Regions from separate parts of the Homo sapiens genome. Here region 2 is linked to region 1. Evidence: chromatin loops called from intact Hi-C (ENCODE). Cell type or tissue: pancreas. All regions are shown on one strand. Each heading gives the region's core, and the rest is flanking DNA. Links, peaks and the distances in the headings are about the cores only. Region 1 overlaps SYT2 (synaptotagmin 2). Region 2 overlaps PPP1R12B (protein phosphatase 1 regulatory subunit 12B).

The links. Hi-C counts contacts between places; a loop is a spot of excess contacts. Peaks named below come from ENCODE experiments on the same cell type or tissue, not always from the same donor. Only the 100,000 strongest peaks of a DNase experiment are listed, where the experiment ranks them.
Region 2: it touches region 1 in a loop (4-fold over the local background); 2 of 110 quality-filtered maps call a loop at or near these places.

The regions. Positions count from the first base shown.
Region 1 is chr1:202,638,956-202,647,279 of GRCh38, reverse strand. The region is part of intron 1 of SYT2 (synaptotagmin 2); the gene reads left to right. Among named protein-coding and RNA genes, the nearest start is that of SYT2, 67 kb to the left of the region's middle. RefSeq lists an enhancer at 3,568-4,500. In pancreas, for the core only: no CTCF peak of the experiment used is centred there; DNase peaks (open chromatin) are centred at 3,409 and 3,699; H3K4me3 peaks cover 699 bases.
Region 2 is chr1:202,585,482-202,593,747 of GRCh38, reverse strand. It overlaps PPP1R12B (protein phosphatase 1 regulatory subunit 12B), which reads right to left. Exons shown (of 24, transcript NM_002481.4): 24 at 1,046-8,266. It overlaps SYT2 (synaptotagmin 2), which reads left to right. Exons shown (of 9, transcript NM_177402.5): 9 at 1-3,152. Among named protein-coding and RNA genes, the nearest start is that of SYT2, 120 kb to the left of the region's middle. RefSeq lists enhancers at 1,808-2,634, 4,305-4,354, 3,760-4,959. In pancreas, for the core only: no CTCF peak of the experiment used is centred there; a DNase peak (open chromatin) is centred at 4,454; H3K27ac peaks cover 4,070 bases.

The DNA of each region.
Region 1 (8,324 bases), core at 261-8,260:
TCCTGCAGGGCTAGCTTAGAGCCCAGAGTTCCAGGACAGCTCCAGCGTTTCTGTAGAGGAGGGACTTAGGAGTTGCCATCTCATTGGAAGGGAGGTAAGGGGCCTTTATTTTAGTCTGTGGACTTATTTGGAGGTGACTTTGGGGAGGATGCTGATAGAGATCATGAAGGAGGGTAAGGTCTCCCCAACCCTACCCTGGCCACCATGGCTCTGCCAATGCCTGTACCACAGCTCCAGGCCTGGGGTTTGTGCTGACGCTCGAGGCCAACGCAGGGACAGTGCAGAGAATCCTGTGCTTGGACGGCAGACCTGGAGAGGCAAAGCCTCAGTGGGGATGAGCTGGCTTCAGCTGCTGTCCACCTTGTCCAGGAAGCCTAGAGGGAGAAGTTAGGATTTCAGGAGCCACTAAGTGAGGTGGGGCTGCGGAGGAGAGAGAGTTGGGGGTCAGGAAGGGGAGGGATAGTTAGAACCCTGGGGGAGAAGGCTGAGGGTGGAGTAAGATGCTCCTTCCCTTATTCCTTCAGCCCTCTGTCTTCCCCAGCAAGGCCAACACTGCTATGCCAAGAATGGCACTGCGCTAGTCTCTCTATATACATTATCCCGTTAATCTTTACAAAAAGTCTGTTTTATAATCAAAATCCCCATGTCGCAGGTGAGAAAGTTGAGGCGTAGAGAAGTTATGCAATTTGCCTGTAGTCATACAGCATACAGAGGCAGCATGAGGATTTGAGGATGCAGGATTTGAGGTGTTTACTGAGTGCCTACTCCGGGCCAGTAGGCTCGGTGAGCAGGGGTCCTTGCCCTCCTGGAGCTTACAGTCTAGTGTTGTGGGGAGACTAGAACAAGGAAGGATAAGCGTGATGAGGGCTGCAGAGGAGAAGCACAGGGCACACAGGGAGAGGGGTCAGGGAACTGGGACTGGCAGGATGGAGGGGGTTGGCCTGGTGCAGTGGGGTGTGGAGGACAACATGTACAAATGCTCTGCAGCAGGAAGGAGCATGGCCCTTTGGGCCCTGCAAGGAGACAGTGAGGGAGTGGGCAGTGCCAGGTGAAGCTGGAAGGTGGGTAAGGGCTGCATCTAGAGATGCTGGTGCATGAAGCCTGAAAGGAGAGGACAGGGTAGGATGGACAGTCAGGACCTAAGGAGCACCTGGGGAGGAGGGCGGAGCTCCAGATATGCACCCAGCCCATGTAGACTCACAAGACCCAGCTCCATGCCCTAACCTACCTCAGGACCTTGGGTGAGTCATCCACCCTTTGGGGGCTCCCTGTGCCTCAGTGGAGTGAAGAATTATCCCTTCCTCGCCCTGCTGCCTCCTGGGAAAGTTGATAAGAATCAAGTGAAATTAAGATTATCAGGCTGTCATTGTCATCCCTATCAGGGGAAGGGTTCTCTGGGGCCTGAGGGGGCTCTGAGTGAAGCACAGCTGTGTTTTCTCCAGGGACCCACTGTGTTCCCATCCTCCCCCATTTTGGCCCAGCCGCTGCCTGTGCAAATGTCACCTGCTCCTTCCACATGCCATCAGAATTCCACTTCCGCCCAAGAGGGGAAAGGGCACATTGGAGGCAGTATAGACATTAAACACAGTATTTTCAGAAGGAGCAGACATAACCTTACAGAAGTGCTTTATTTTCTGTAATTAGACTTTATTTTACTGGAGGCAGCTTTGCATAAGGCTCAGGCGTCTCTTGGTCCATTTTATCAGAAGGAACCATGGGGGTCATTTCATCCATCCCTTTTCATCTAAGCAGCACTACATTCCAATCGTGAAGGCATAAGCTTTCCCTGTCAAGCAGGATGCTGCCCCAGACCCTTAGCATCAGGAAACCCCAAAGTCGAACCTGAATCCAGCCTGCTGAATGAAATTTGAGTCCCATCCTCCCTCGTCCTAGCAAAAGAAGGTTTGGGGGAGATTTCAAAACAGAAGCACTTTTCTCCCCAGGGAGAAACCGAAGAGGAGCAGCAGGTACTGCTCTTCAGCCCGCACACCCATCTCAGGTGACAGGTCCCCTCCTCAGTGTGGGATGACGAGGTGGGGGTAGGTTACGGGAGTGTAGCAGAGTGGGGGGAAACCCCTGGTGCCCTCCTGCTGAGCATCTGACCTTGAGCCCTTTACCCCAGGTCCCCCTTTCCATCTGAAGAACAGTGAGGGGTCAGCAGACCTGACTAGAGGGGCTCAGGCATGTGTCCTCTCCCCCAGCCCACACATGAACACACGCACACACCCTTCCCAACACCCAGGTATGCAGATGCACACTCCCCCACAGGAGGAGCCGCCCGGAAATCCCTGAATCAGCTTTTCTGCAGTCCAGGGTCTGTGACAAGCGAGCTGCTGCCCTTCTGAAGAGAGGCTCCAGCCCGGCCAGGAGCAGCGGGTGCTGCAGCACTTCAGTCCCCGGCTTCTTCGGGAGTGAGGTCTATGTCCTGGGGCAGGGGATGCCTGGAGGAGGGGAAGAAGGGGGATTCACTGCGGGTATTGGGAATTTCCCGGTTCCCCAGACTCTGTGGGGATGAGAAGCCCTGGAAAGCCCTGAGTGACTGCCCCCCCCAACACACATGCACACTGGATTTTTGTGTGTGTGGGTTGGGGGATGAGGAATGTCACTTCCTGGGTCAAACCCCAAACTCGAGTCCTGGTCCTGAGTGTGCAGAGTGGAAGGCAAACAGAAAGCAGCTGCATGGAGGGTGAAGGAGAGGCTGAGGGGAGAGGGCGAGGATGGGGTGGAGCTGGGAAGGTCAGGGGTGGTTAATGGCCGGACAGCAGCAGAAATTCCACCTGGCGAGCTGTGGCCCCGAGGTCTTATCGGGTGAGGTTGGGGGTTGAGGGTGAGGCCCAAGGGTGACACTGAGGCACAGGAGTGCTGCCCAGGCTCTCGGTCCTCCCTGCCCCTCCTGGTGCTCACCGTGGGTGTCAGCCTCGCTTTTCCCAAGTGGGAGAAAGCAGAGTTGTGGAGGTGGGAGGTGTCGGGTCCGTGGCAGAGCCCTTCTGCTGGGTTCCTGTCTGGGAGCAGGCAAGGGGTCCTGTGCCAGCAGACGCTCTTCCTCCTCTCCCCCACACCCGTACCCCTCCATCGCCCTTTCTCCCCTCCCCAAGTGGCCCGTGAAGAGCCCTGGCACCAGCCTTTACCTCACCCTCCAGGACAGACTGAGGGTGGGGACCGCGGGCTGCCGGAGCCCTCGGGGCGAACTCCCCAGCTCCCCTTCCCCTCCAGCATCTGCCTTTTGTTCCATCTCTCTTCTCCCTCCCTTCTCTCCCTTGACTCAGGAAAACCTTCATCCTTATCTCCCGAAGCAAATCGTTTCCCTCCCACCCCTGCCCGCAGGCCATTCCCTACAGCCAGGGGGTCCCCTCCCCCAGCTAATCCCCCGAACCGAGAGGCTGTAAACTCGGAGCTGGCGGGTGGGGTGGGGAGTGTTGCAGGAGTGCACGGAGCTGGCGGGGACTCCTCGGCAGAATCGGGGGAGTCCCGTAGGGCTCCGGGGGCTCGGAGCCGGCCCCGCCCTCCTCAAACTTCTGTAGGACCGCGCCAGTTTAAACCCCTCTCCCCCAGCCTAGTCCCTCCCGCACACACCTCCCCTTCTCCTGTCGCCCATTTTCCCCTCCGCTGGCAGTCCGGACTGGAGAAGGGAGGCGTGGGCGCGCGGAGGCAGCCTCCCCAGCAGCGGGGATTGCCTGGGGCGGGGGCCCTGCGTCGTGGTTTGCGGGGATCGCCCTCGGAGGGGCCGCACGCGCTGTGTGCAGGCGAATGTGAGGAGCATATCAATAGGCGGGCGGGGGAAGCGGGATCAGGTTGTTACTACTGCAGAGAGAGAGAGAGGAAGAGAATAGAGAGAGGGAGAGACTCGAGAGCGAGCGAGCGCGGGAGCGAGGGCCGCAGCGGCAGGGCCGGCGGGGAAGTGGGAAGAGGGACCTGGACTTCGGGACCCCAGCTGTCCCCGCCCCCGCCCCCGCCCCCGCCCTCTCCACCAGCTCAGGCTGAACGCGCCCGGAACGTCCCAGGGTAAGAGGGAACCCCAGGCGGGGCACCCCACGAGGGCAGCCAGTAGTCCCGAGCGAAGCCGTGCCTCGACCGACAGTGGCCACCTCTAGGGCCTGAGGCGTGGGCGGACGCGGGGTCGCCAAACGGTGACACTCCGACTTTTGGGACTTGGTGCTCACTGCGGGGTAAACTAAGAGTAGGTAGGACTGAGCCCGCGGTGGGAACTGTAATCCGGAAATCCATGGGCGTCGGAATTACCTGGCTAGACCCGGGGGAGGTGTCCTGAATTATTTCGGGAACCCCTAGCCCCCAACCTATCTCTCCCCGCGGAGAGCCCGGGTCCAAAGCGGAGAGAAGGCGAGAGAAGCCGCGGTGCCTTAGCGCTGGGACCAGGGACCTGCGGTGAAGCGAAGGCGACTCGCCGCAGAGAAGCCGTGGGAAGGGCGCGGGGAGGTGCATGAAGTGGGCGTGCGGAGAGAAGTGGGTGCGGGGCGCATGGGACCCTGCAGCGCCTGCCTCGCTGAGGAGGAGCTGGAAGACCATGCTCGCGCGACACTGGGGAGCCCCTGGCGCAGAGGGGGGTGTGCCGGAGGCACGGGCGGTTTGCAGGACTGGCTGCCTTTCTGAGCGCCCCCGCCTTGCCGCAGCCGTCCAGGGTTGAGATGAGCGGCTGCATTTTCCACCCCTTCCTCTCCCGGGAACTTTCCCACACTTTGACACGCGCCACGGCTCTGTGCATTGGAGGAAGCAGGCTCGCGGGGATCCTGGCAAGCTTGCAGAGACCCGGGTGGGCGATGGGAGGGGGCAGCTGGGCAGTGGAAACGAGGGCCCTACTCAGTTTGCTGTGTGACCTTGGACAAGCTACTGCACCTCTCTGAATCTCAGGATGATGGAGCGCATGGTGCCCAAGACAGGAATGGGGACGAGGTGGGGGAGGGCGCGCGGGGGGACAAGCTCATGGGCACGCCTGCCCGAGCCTCTGCACCTGGGAATCGCTGCCTTTGGTCACTGGCCTCTCTTAAGTGAGTTCAGTGCTCACTTCCGGGGCAGGGGGTGTCAAAGTGGAGCTGTGAACGCAGCGCCCCAGGGAGAGTCCGAAAGCTTCCATTCTGACCTGTCCTATGACCTTGGGCAACTCACTGACCCACTCTGGGCCTCAGTATCTTCATCTGGAAAATGGGGTTTGGAATTTAAGGTATCTGAGGTTTCTCCCAGTCCCAACACCCTGCAGGTGTTGCCCACTGAAAGGATGGGGGTGGGGTAGAATGACCTAGCTGGGTAGAATGACCTATCCTCTGGGAAGACTGTAGCTCCCCTACTGCACCCCCCATCCCAAAGTAGCAGGGCTGTGACACCCTCAGCCTGTTCATTGGTCATCTCTCCCCACTTTCAGAATCCAGCTGATGGGGAGAAAGGCCGGCTTTCCAGCATTACACATCCTCTTTGCAGAGGGCAGATTCTTTCCTAGAGAAAGGTTGGCTGTGACAGACAGATGACTATAGGTTAAAGGGTGATGTCAAGGACCTCACAAGGTCATGCGGTCTGCTCTCTACCTCCAGACAGGGCTGCATTCATCTCAGATAAGGAAGATCTGAAGGAATTGTCTCGTTTTAGAAAGATCTCCACTACAATAGCCTAGAGCACCCCACTGTGCAATGTGACAGTCCTTGCCATAGGAAAGTCTAATCTAACTCCTTTTTGGATGAACTCTGGTTCTGTCTTCGGTTGAGATGAGACAATAACTTCTTACTGGGCATTAGGGTGTTGCGGACGAGTCCCAGTTTGAGACAAGAGAGCTGAGTTTAATTTACAGGCTCTGCCTCCAATTTTGTGACCTTGTGTGACCTTGGGCAAGGCCCTTTCTTGCTTTCCTCGCCTGTACATTGAGAAGGTAGAACTAGATAACTTCTCAGGCCCTTGCAACCCCACAGTTCTGTGGCTGCAGTTCTGGGCTGGTGTCTGAGTCCAGGAAGTGGGCTTGGCTGGGTGATGGGAGCAGGTGGTCTCCAGGAATTCCCAATGCATTGCCCTCCCACTTCTGTCACCAGAGTCGAGACAAATTGAGACAAATACTGTATATGAATTTCAAAGCCAGGCACACCCCTGGAGGGGGAGTCCCCAGGAGACCTTGGCTCTACTGGTTATTAGCTGTGTGACCTTGAGCAAATTACTTTATATCTTAGAGCTTCAGTTACTAAGTAGTCAAAACAGAATGAGAATAGTGGTGGTATTTTAGGGTTTTTATGAGGATTAAACAAGAAGCATATGTAAATACTTGGTCCAGTACTGAGCTGTCTAAGTCCTCAATGAGTGGTAGCTATTGTTAATAATAATAATACAAGCTGCGTAGCAAGCAGGTGGCAGGGCAGCTGTGAGTAGTGGCCATGGGGAGCAGGGAAAGATTGTGGACTTGCAGTGTGATCTTCCTCTACCATCTTGAAAGCTTCCCTACAAAATGGGAACATCAGCTCTGTCTCACTGTCTCTCTGTCTCTCTGTCTGTCTGTCTCTCTCTCTCTCTCTCTCTCTCTCTCTCTCTCTCTCTCTCTCTCTCTCTCTCTCTCTGACCATTAGGACCATTCTGCAGTAGAAACTTCATGGGAAACAGAGAGACTGCCTGACTTTCCAATAATCTCACACCAGTTTTCCTTGGTTCTCCCTTCCCCACTCTCTGCCACACCTCTGTGGTTATGAAAAAATGGGCCTTTTACTCCATTCCCCAAACCTTCTAGGAATGGACCAACTGAGAAGCAGAGAGGCGGTAAAGCCAGATGTCCCTGGAGTGAGTGGCTAAAGGCATGTCTACACCCAGGTGGAAGGAGTGGCAAAGGGACTGGCTCAACCTGGAGGGGGACTCCCAGGACCCCATGGCCGGGACTGAAGTTTACCCTAGACTTGCTGTGTGACCTTAGGCAAGTCGCACACCACTGTGGACCTCAGTTTTCTCATACGTGAAGTGAAAGCTTGGTTTAGATGACCCAAAGTCCTTCTGGCTTTGTTGGTCCGTGACCCTGCTGGCTCTGCCTTTGCCAAGGCTGGGTGGGGCGGGGTGGGGTGGGGTGGGAGGTTTGTTGGAGTCGTTCAAGCTTTGGGTGTTCACTGCCCCGTGATTCCAGTCCTATAAGTCAGCTTGGGGAGAGGCGATGACCTCCCCTTCTCAGTAAGAGCGCTGATGGTTAAGAGCAAAGGCTTTGCAGGTAGATATATCTAGGTTCCCATCTTGGCTTGCTCCTTAATATCTGTGTGAATTCAGGCAAATTACCAACCTCTCTGAGCCTCAATTATCTCATCTGTGAAAAGGGAATATTACCAACCTGGAATAGGAAGTCTGTAGTGTGTTATTGACTAATGCACAAGGGATGGGTTTTTGAGGTTCTATGTTATCACAGAGAGGGCTCAAATTACAGGAGGAGCAGGGATACAGTTCACAGTCCTGCAGTTGTCACCATGCACACGATCCCCCAAAATGCCCCAACGTCCTGTGTCCTCCTCTTGCTGCGCACTGGCCTCAGGCTCCAGGAGTTTGCATGCTCTAGTCTTCGTCATGGGGCCTGGAGAAAGGAAGAGCTCAGCCACAAAGGCCAAAGGCCAAGCAAGCAGCATGAGTCTGAGAGAAGTGTGGCTGACAAAAGGCTCCTGATGATGAGGGAACGCAAGCCAGCAGCATGGCATCCCTCCATTCAAGGTTAGTCATGAGGAAAGGCTGTGAGATGCAGCCTTGGAGAAAAGCTGAAGGAGCGGGGAACACCGCCTTCCACAGAGATGTGTTAGATGAGTGGCACGGCAGGACGAGGCACTGAAAGGGGCTGTGGGATCATCTCATCCAGCCCTCTGTTTTGATTATGGGGAAACTGAGGCTTAGGGGGAGCTCCAAGCCCAGCGACGGAGCTTGCCAGCCCTTGTAGACCCTCAATCCAACGCTCTTTCCTTCCTCCCTGTTAAGCACCAAGCAGTTATTTTCCATCTTTTCTAAAATCAGAGCACAAGGTAAAATGCCTTGACTGCAGCAGAAAGGACATGGGTCCTGATAGGAAGGAACTTCCTGATCTAGATACTGAGATCATGGGGTCCAACCTTCCCATTTTGCAGAATAGAACACGGAAGCCCAAGAAAATTAAAGAACTAGCATAAGGTGACCCGGTATCAGACACTTGAATTCCCAGGCCTGAGCTCTCTCAGTTATGCCAGCTATGCCACGCTGCTGCTCTTGAGCCAGACAGGGCAGCAGGATAGCCAAACGTGAAAAAAATAATCCCAGATGGGCTTGGGGAAGGGAGGGAGGACAGAAAGACAACAGACCAAAAGACAGAAATATTACTTCCAAGACCACGCTTTTCTTTCTCA
Region 2 (8,266 bases), core at 1-8,000, 53 kb after region 1:
TGAAAGTTCGTTTTCTTCTTCCTCCCTGAATAATTGTTCCAGAAGGGATGCTAACTCTGCCAGAGCTACAGGCAGATTTTTGGGCTTTGGAAGTGGAAGCTGAGGCCTGGGGAAGGCTGGGTAAGGAATGCTGGGGCAATCTCAGACAGTAGGCAGGTGCTTGGCATGAATGAGAAGTGACTTTCCTGGAGTCCCTCAGTAGAGGATGAGATAGCAGGGATTAGGCCACAGTCTCAGATCCTGATCTTTTTTCTTCCTAGGAAAGCATACATAACTTGTGTCTGCAGAATCAGTGTGGGATGATTTTGCTGGCCCAAGGCTTCAGCGAGAGGGAGAAGAGAGGTCACTACAGCCCTCCTGTGGGTAAAAGCAGCTCTCTTATAAACCTGCCTCCATGCAGTGGGGTGGGGGTAAGGGTGGGTGACAGCAAAGAGGTTGAGGAACCTCCCTGGGTTTGGGGAGTGAGAGCTTCCATGTTCCCTTAATGTCCTAGGTTAATTCATAAGGCATCTGAGTCCTGGGTCTCACCCAGCCTCACAGAGAGAAAAACTGTCCCTGAGGGTGTCCCCTCCCACTCAAAGGTAGAAAGAGATTGAGCCAGGAACTGCCCTCATATCCTCTGCTCTGCCCCTTCCCTTCCCTTTCCTCTGCCCCTCCCACCTAAAGCTGTTTGGGGCCCTTTCTCAGAGCCCTGGGTGGTGGCAGGCAGGGAGGAGTCCCAAGATCCTGGTGGCCCTGAGCCCCATGCTATGGTTGCCAGATTTGGCAAATAAAAATACAGGATGTCCAGTTACATTTGAATTTCAGTTCAACAACAAACAATTATTAAGTGTAAATATGTCCTAGGCAAATAGTTGGGACATATACTAAAAAATAATTTGTTGTTTATCTGAAATTCAAATGTAACTGGTCATCCTGCATTGTGTCTGGGAACCCTACCCTATGACTTTTCCCCCTCTCCCTTTGGTCCCAAGGGGCCAGGAACCCCAAGGATTTGACTTAACCAGTTTTTTGAACTGCAATATTGAGAAGGGGACACTGTGACTTGAAGACACATGAATTACTTTATTTTTTAAGCAACAACAAAATAAGAACCTTCTGAAGCCATTTGAGCCTCATCTGCCCCCATCCGTGTATATTTAATTATATATAAAAGAAGATAATTACCTAGAAACATATGAACAGAATCTTGTTTAATCAAGATGCATGTCTATAACTTTCTGTAAATAGCCGCATGGCAATGCTGAGAGTCCCCTTGATCCCCAACCTCAAACCCATTTTACAGAACTGGTTGAGGCTGCTCCTTTGATTTTATGTCGTGTAAAGTCTTTGTTCCCCAGCCCCACCCCTGCCTCCTCCCATCGGGAAACCCCCCATGGGAGTCATCAGTGGGCGGGAGTCGGTGCCTGCTCCAGTCCAGCCCTGCCTTGGGAGATGCTGGAGGACCCTGTCGCCCTGAAGGCCTGTTTGCTGCACATCTGCCTGCAGAGCCAAACCTCAGGGCCCGGTGCAGTGTCCAGCCTGGTATCTGGCATCCCAGTAGCTTCCATGTTCTGTGTATGTGTGTGGTGTGCCCCTTCCTCCCACTGTTTGAATTCACTGAAAAGCCATAAAGGGGGCCTCCTGCTGGAGATTTGGCCTCCCTTGGCTCCTCCCAGGAGCCCCCATGTCTCTCCAACTGGCTCCCCACAGACCACTTCTGAAGGGCTCACCTGTTGTCACTCCCTCCTGCTCCCTCAGTCCCGTGTCATGAGAATGGACGGTGTCCAGGGCTTCCGGTGGGGTCTCAGGAGATGCCCATGCTGGCCCTGCCCGAGCTGGCTTTCTCGGCCTGGGTTCACAGTTCAGCTCCATCTCTACGCTGGGCGAGGAGCAGACAGCAGTGGGACTCCATGGTTCTGGATACCTTTCCTGGGGTCCCTGTGGAGGCAACCAGGATTTTCAGGAGCAGCCAGTCAGCAGCTCAGCCAGGGATGACAGAACCATCCCTGCTTACTCACCTCTGTAGTGTGAGGGTCTGTGGGTGGTGATGGAGGAGGGACTCAGGGAGAGGCCGGTGAATACAGGGGCTGACGCTCTTCCCTCGTGCATCCTCCTGCAGTCTGACAGAAAGCAGCCCAATAGCGGGGCAACCTCAGGGCTACCAGCGATCCCCTGAGAGTGGGGTGGGCAGGTTCAGCTGTGAGAGAGGCTCAGGCAGAGCAGGTGTGGACTAAGTCCCCTGACCTTCACACCTGCTCCCCAGAGAAGCCCCAGCCAGTTGCACCAAGTAGCAGAGGTGAGTAGAGGGGCCTGGGGGCTTCCAAGGCCCCAGGTCATCCTGTTGAACTGAGAGGGACAGGTAGCCCCCCTGCCTGCGGCCCCTGGCCCCATGGGCACCTGAGGGCAGTACTGCATGGGAAGAGCCCAGGATGCCTCAGGCCTGGCAACTGTGACAAGTATGAGGAAGGAGAGAGAACGGGAAGGGAATCAGGCAGGGCGCATTCGAGGAGGCCAGAGGTGGCGAGGCAGGCTTGCCCTGCACAAACCACAACAGAAGTTGCACACAGAAGTCCCAGGGACCTTTGTGCTGGGAACTGAAAGAGTGGGGAAGGTGGAGGGGACCATTTCAGAGCAGGCTGGAATCAGGTGCTTGGACCAGTGAAGACATGTCTTGCTTCCTCCAGCTCTCTCTGGGGCCCTCCCACTCTCCACACCCACAGCAGAGACAAATTGAGGCAAGAGTTGAGAGAGCATCTGTCTGGTGAGGTGATGGGAGCAGTGTGCATGGGGCACCAGGAGTTCCTCCATCCCACCTGCCTTAGCGATCAGGACTTTAGGGGGGCCTCTTCAAAGATAGTGACCCTTCTGCCCTGACTCCTGCCCATCTAAGGACTTGATTTGCTGCTTTCTGAAAACCCTGGGGCTGAAAACTTCAAAATCAGGGCCTGGCAGAGCCTAGCTTCGCCAAGGTCAGCCCACCAGGAGCCCTGCCTTCGTCTCCATAGGAAGGACACATGTACAGCCCTTGCCCCCGGCCCTCTCATTCCCACTTCTGCTTGGCAATGCTCTCCATCTCCCTTATGTGGACTCTTGTTCTTGTCTGATCTCTTGTCAAATTGTTATTTTGTAATGAACTGCGTCTCCTTATTAAAGAAATGAGCTGAAAGAAACCTGGGGGTGGGGGGTGTCTCTGGTTGTTTTTGCTGCGCTGAGGTGGGGGTGAGGGAGTGGGAGCTGCCTGTGAGGGTCAGTATGGTGGGTGAGGGTGGTGAGATGGTCCTGAGGCTCTGGCTTCTAACCCAGAATCTCCCTTCAGGGAAGCACCAAAAGGGGCTGAGGTCCCCTCTCTCCTGGGGTTGGGGGAAGACCAGATTGGCACTCTGGTGGGTGCTGGGGCCCACACATCTCCTGAGAACACATGCCAGGCTGTGGAACTGTGGGGAGTGTGGTGGTGCCGGGGAACATTGTCTGGGAGGCTGGGCGGGGCGGGGTGGTGGTGGGGACTATATTCTTGAATTCCCTTCCAGTAGAGCTGGGCTTAGGGAACAGCCACAGTCTGAGCCCAATGACGAGAGGGAGGCTGGCCCTGGGAAGTGGGAATTTGAAAAGTAACAATTTCTACAAAGTCCTCAGTTGACTCTTTGCAAATAACTTGAAATGTCTTTAACTTCTGAAGCAAAGATGTTAGGGACCAGGGATAGGGCGTCAGAATTTTTAGGGAAAGGGAGAGTGGGACAGCATTGCCCCCAAAGACCAGGGAAGAGTAAAACTCCTTCTTCGGTTCCCACTTCCACCTGTCTCCTCTCCTTGAGGATAGACCAGCAGCTACCATTTTTGTCAGTTTACACCAGCACCTGTCCTCCAGGAACACCGTTGGCTAGATGTGTGCTTGTCCATCAGGTCCAAAGGCATGGGGGCAGTGAATGCAAGCAGGGATGGGAGCTGCCCACCTGAGGGAGCATGAGCCCAGATCCTTTAACATCTATCCTGTCTTGCTGCTTCAGTCCCTAAGGCTGGGTAGGGTGAGGGGCATGAGCCTTTCAGCAGACGGACTGGGATTTATCACCTGAGGGTCTCCTGGCTAAGAATATGAGCTTTTTACTCTGCCAATAGGTTGTGGCCTTCTCCTTTCCCCCCAAGAGGGCTGGACCACGTGACGGCTAGGTGATACTGTATCTGCAGACCTTACTACAACCAGTGGGGGTCAGAAAGAGAAATGACATTTGCAGTCTAGGAACCCTTTGCATCGGTCATGCTTCTTTGCCTCTGTTTTGTGCCCCAGGACAGGACTGAATTCTTCAACCATGACATCAAGTGTGCTTGTTCTGCTGCTGCTTGGGTTACAAACAGCTGGGTGACATCAGGGGAGAAGAATCTTCCCTCCCTGACCTCTCCCCAAGTCAGTGACCAGGGATTTCCGCTTGGCAGGAAACACAGGGCTGAGCAAAGCCAGAGGCAGGGCTTGCTGGATGGAGAAACCAGACCCAGATCCTGGCTGCCTGGGGTCAGACCTGGCCACCCACGTACAAACCCTGCCAGCGGGCCTGAACAGCTCTTCTCTGGGCATGGCTCCTTCATTTTGAGTTTAGATTTAACCTTCAATAGCCCCCAAGTTAACTACATTTGTAGTTTGGAACTACAGGATAGTTTTGGATCTCCTGAATTAAACAATGACCTCATGAAGACTTATGGATATAGCAGATGACTAAGGGTGATGGCAGGAGACTTCCATGAGCCCAAGGAAATCACCACCTCCCTAGACCTCAACTTTCCCATGTACTAGAGTGTGCTAGTGTTCACCTGGATGGCCTCAACACCTTTGTCACTTAAACCTGGTGTCTTCCAAGAAATAACCGTATATACTCTTGGTTACTTGAAGCTTGGAACCTTGATATCTATCTATCTATCTATCTATCTATCTATCTATCTATCTATCTATCTTACGGTTCTTTTGAACGCCAATCTAGGCTTCTCCTTGGCCTGACTCCATTTAGGAAATTCCTTGATACTACCAGAGACCCTTCTCAGTGGCCATGACTCACTGTGGCTGTCCCTGGGGAAGGGGCCTCTATGTGGACAGGAGTTGTAGGAGGCTGGTGGGCGAGGCCCCCACCAATGATAAGATGTAAAATCAGAAGAGGCTGCCCCAGATGTGAGATTCTAGAAATCCCATGCTCTGAACTGTGGAGACAGTCACAAAGTTAAAACACAGTTTTATTTACTCATTTATAAATACTGTTGTGTTTACAGGCATCATATAGAAGTGAATATTATTATTCCCAAACTTTCAAACACAGAATACTCAAAACTATATAACAACAACCAGTAAAACAAAACCATTCATCTTAGGGTTGAAAGGCCACTCAAAATTGCATAAAAATACATTCAGTTCACAAAGCAAGTCTGGCTGCTTCTCCCTAAACAACCCCAACCCCACCCCATCCCAGGTGTATTTACAGTGGACTGAAGTTAATCCATACAACTCAGCTGAAAAACAGTTACATCTGGTGTGTGAACCTTGGTGGAACTAGGGTGAAGGGTGGAGTAAAGACACAAAATGCTACCACTAAAATGGGAGAGGCATGGAAACCTCAGGGTGGTTCTTTTCACCCCTGTTGATCAAGGTCAGGGCAAAGACAAGGAGGAAGGAAAACCATAAAGCCAAAGTCTGAGTGTGAACCACTCAACTGAGCACAGGCTGTAGCTTCTCCAAGAAGGATGCAAGGGTGAAACATTCTTTCCTTCCTTCTGCAGGGAAATCATTGCCCTGGTGTGCCAGCCAGTGGTAGGCACAACCTTTCAAAAGTTCAAGGGATGCTGGCTAGAAAAGGAGGTATTCTGGATTGCTGCCTCCTCTCAGAACCCTCTCCTACCCCGCAGCCTGCCTCCTGGTGTCTTTTTTCCTCCAAACTCTCTTTACCTAACCTCTCTTCATCAGAAGGCAAGCGGGAATCTGTTCCGGGTTTCAGTAGAGTGGGAGAAAGGACAGGCAAAGGCACAGATATTTAGGCGAGAGTCAAGCTACTTCTGGCCCTTGCATGTCCCTTATTCAGGAATAGTGGGCCCCGACGACTGGCACTCCGACTCTCAACTCTGGTTTTGGGAGAACATTAGAGGCTCTTAAGAGGCTCCCCACCATCAGTGTGCCTTTCCTGAATCCTTGCTCTTTGAATGGGCTGAGCTGTTGCCACCAGATGCACTGATACACTGATTGATTAGGTTTGTGCTGGGAAGACACACTTCTGTTTTAAGCTATAAACAGTCTCAGGATAAAGAGTAAACCAGACATGGCTACTCATGGTCTCCTTGGCCAGGCTATGGAGGAGTCATACGGGCCTAAAAGTCAAACCTCATCTCTGAGGGGACATTAGCATAGCCGAGGAGCTTTGAAACTGGAATAGGGGGCGGTGGTGGTGGTGGTTGGTATACCCAACTTCTACAGGAATCTTGGCTGATTCATGGAAAACCACCTCTCTAAAGCACCCTCGGCTCCAAGTGAGAAAAGCAAGGAATTAAGAATGCAGAGGGAGATGAAAGGGAGAGGAGTGAAGTGTATGCTTATTCTGGAAGGACATAAGAGCATCCTGATGTCACCTTAAGGGGCCACCCAAGTAAATCTTTATTGGAAACATCAGGGAAAAATTTGGAGGAGAAATAACAGAAAATATCACTCTGGCAGATTCATGGTCCAAAATAAGCAGATGAATTGGGGAACAGCTCAAATAGGTCCTTTGGGGGATTAGAAGGGAGGGGGAAAAACAAAAGATATGATTTAATAAATAAAATTGGTTTCTGAGTTTTCATTTGTAATCAAGTATATGCCAGACCTCATTTTAAAAGCTCTGGGCTAGCAAATGTGCATGTGAACGCACATAAGCTAGATCCAAGAGTTATCCCCAAATTGCTAAACCTTTTTAGGTAAGGCCAGAACATTCATTAATGGTATTGTCTTTAGACACACCCACCTCTTACTTACAGTTCTCCCGAAGGAGGGCTTCCGGGACACTGGGTTGTAAGCCAAACCTGGGTTCTATGTTTGCCCTCAACCCCAACTCTCAAAGGAGAAGTGAATGCATCTTTCACCATGCAGCTGCTGGCTGCTGGCCAAGATTCTGTGTTTTTTCTCAGCCCTCAGAAATCACCTCATTCCTAGTAGCTGTGACCAACAGTTCCTGGACTACAATGAAGTTGATCTATTTTCCAATCTAATCAGAACACAAAAGATCAATAGCTGTCCCTGACAGGGTCTACTGCTTCCTGAGCAGTGTCAATACCCATTAAGGAAGCTGATTAAAATCTCTGCTCAGCTGGAGCCTGAGGGATGAAGTCACCAGTGAGACAGAACTCATTTCTGTGTGACAAAGCTTTGTTTCTGTGAAACTCTCTTCCTTCCCAGTACTTGCAGCTTCCACCCTGCTCTATGTCCAAAGCCCCTGGGCCTTCTGCCTTCTTCCCATCGCAGCACACAGCCACCTCCACTTCCAGGGTCTCTGCCCTTTCACTCCAATTACACCAGGTCCTGTAGGAGGCTTGTGAAAGCCAAGTGCTGTTCTATGCAATATGGTTGTGTGGACTCTGGGTTTGTAAACACTGCTTTGGTAGTCTCCTCTTCAGACCTGCTTTGAAGGAAAGACCATCTTGAATGGTATCAGAACCTCCTACTTCTGGTAAGTCCAAAATCCAGAGGGGGAGCTCAATGGAACTAAAGATTGAGGTTCTTGTCGAGGAAAATTTTCTTGCTGCTGTAAGGCAGAGTTCAAGACAATGAACCAGACGGTGCTAAGCAGAAAAACGATTAGTCTGCTATTTGGGTGTGAAGAGCCAATGTAGATCCCATTTTAAGAAAGCTGAGGAAAGGTGGTTGAGGAAACCTATGAAGCAGCAGGTCTATTTCCTATTAAAACAACTTGTCCAAAGGCTGCCTGCAACAAATTGCTTTCTATCCATTTCTCCATGAGCTCCAATTTCCACCTCTGCAGGCTTTAATATTCTTACCAAGCCAGCAGGAGGGAAAGCCATTGCAACATCATTCAATTACCCTCAATATTAAATTCACTTCCCAAAAAGGATGAGAAGTCAACCTTGATGTGCTCATATTAAACAGTTTAAATCCAGAAGAAAACAAAAAATTCTGGACTTGGATTTTTGAGGTTAGAAAGAATTTTTGAAGCAGAAATCCCAATAAATATGCTGATCTTCCTAAGAATGAATAAATCACAGAATTTTAAGCCAAAAGGAAAGGGCACATAAAGATTATCCAGTCCAACCTCATTTTACAGACAGG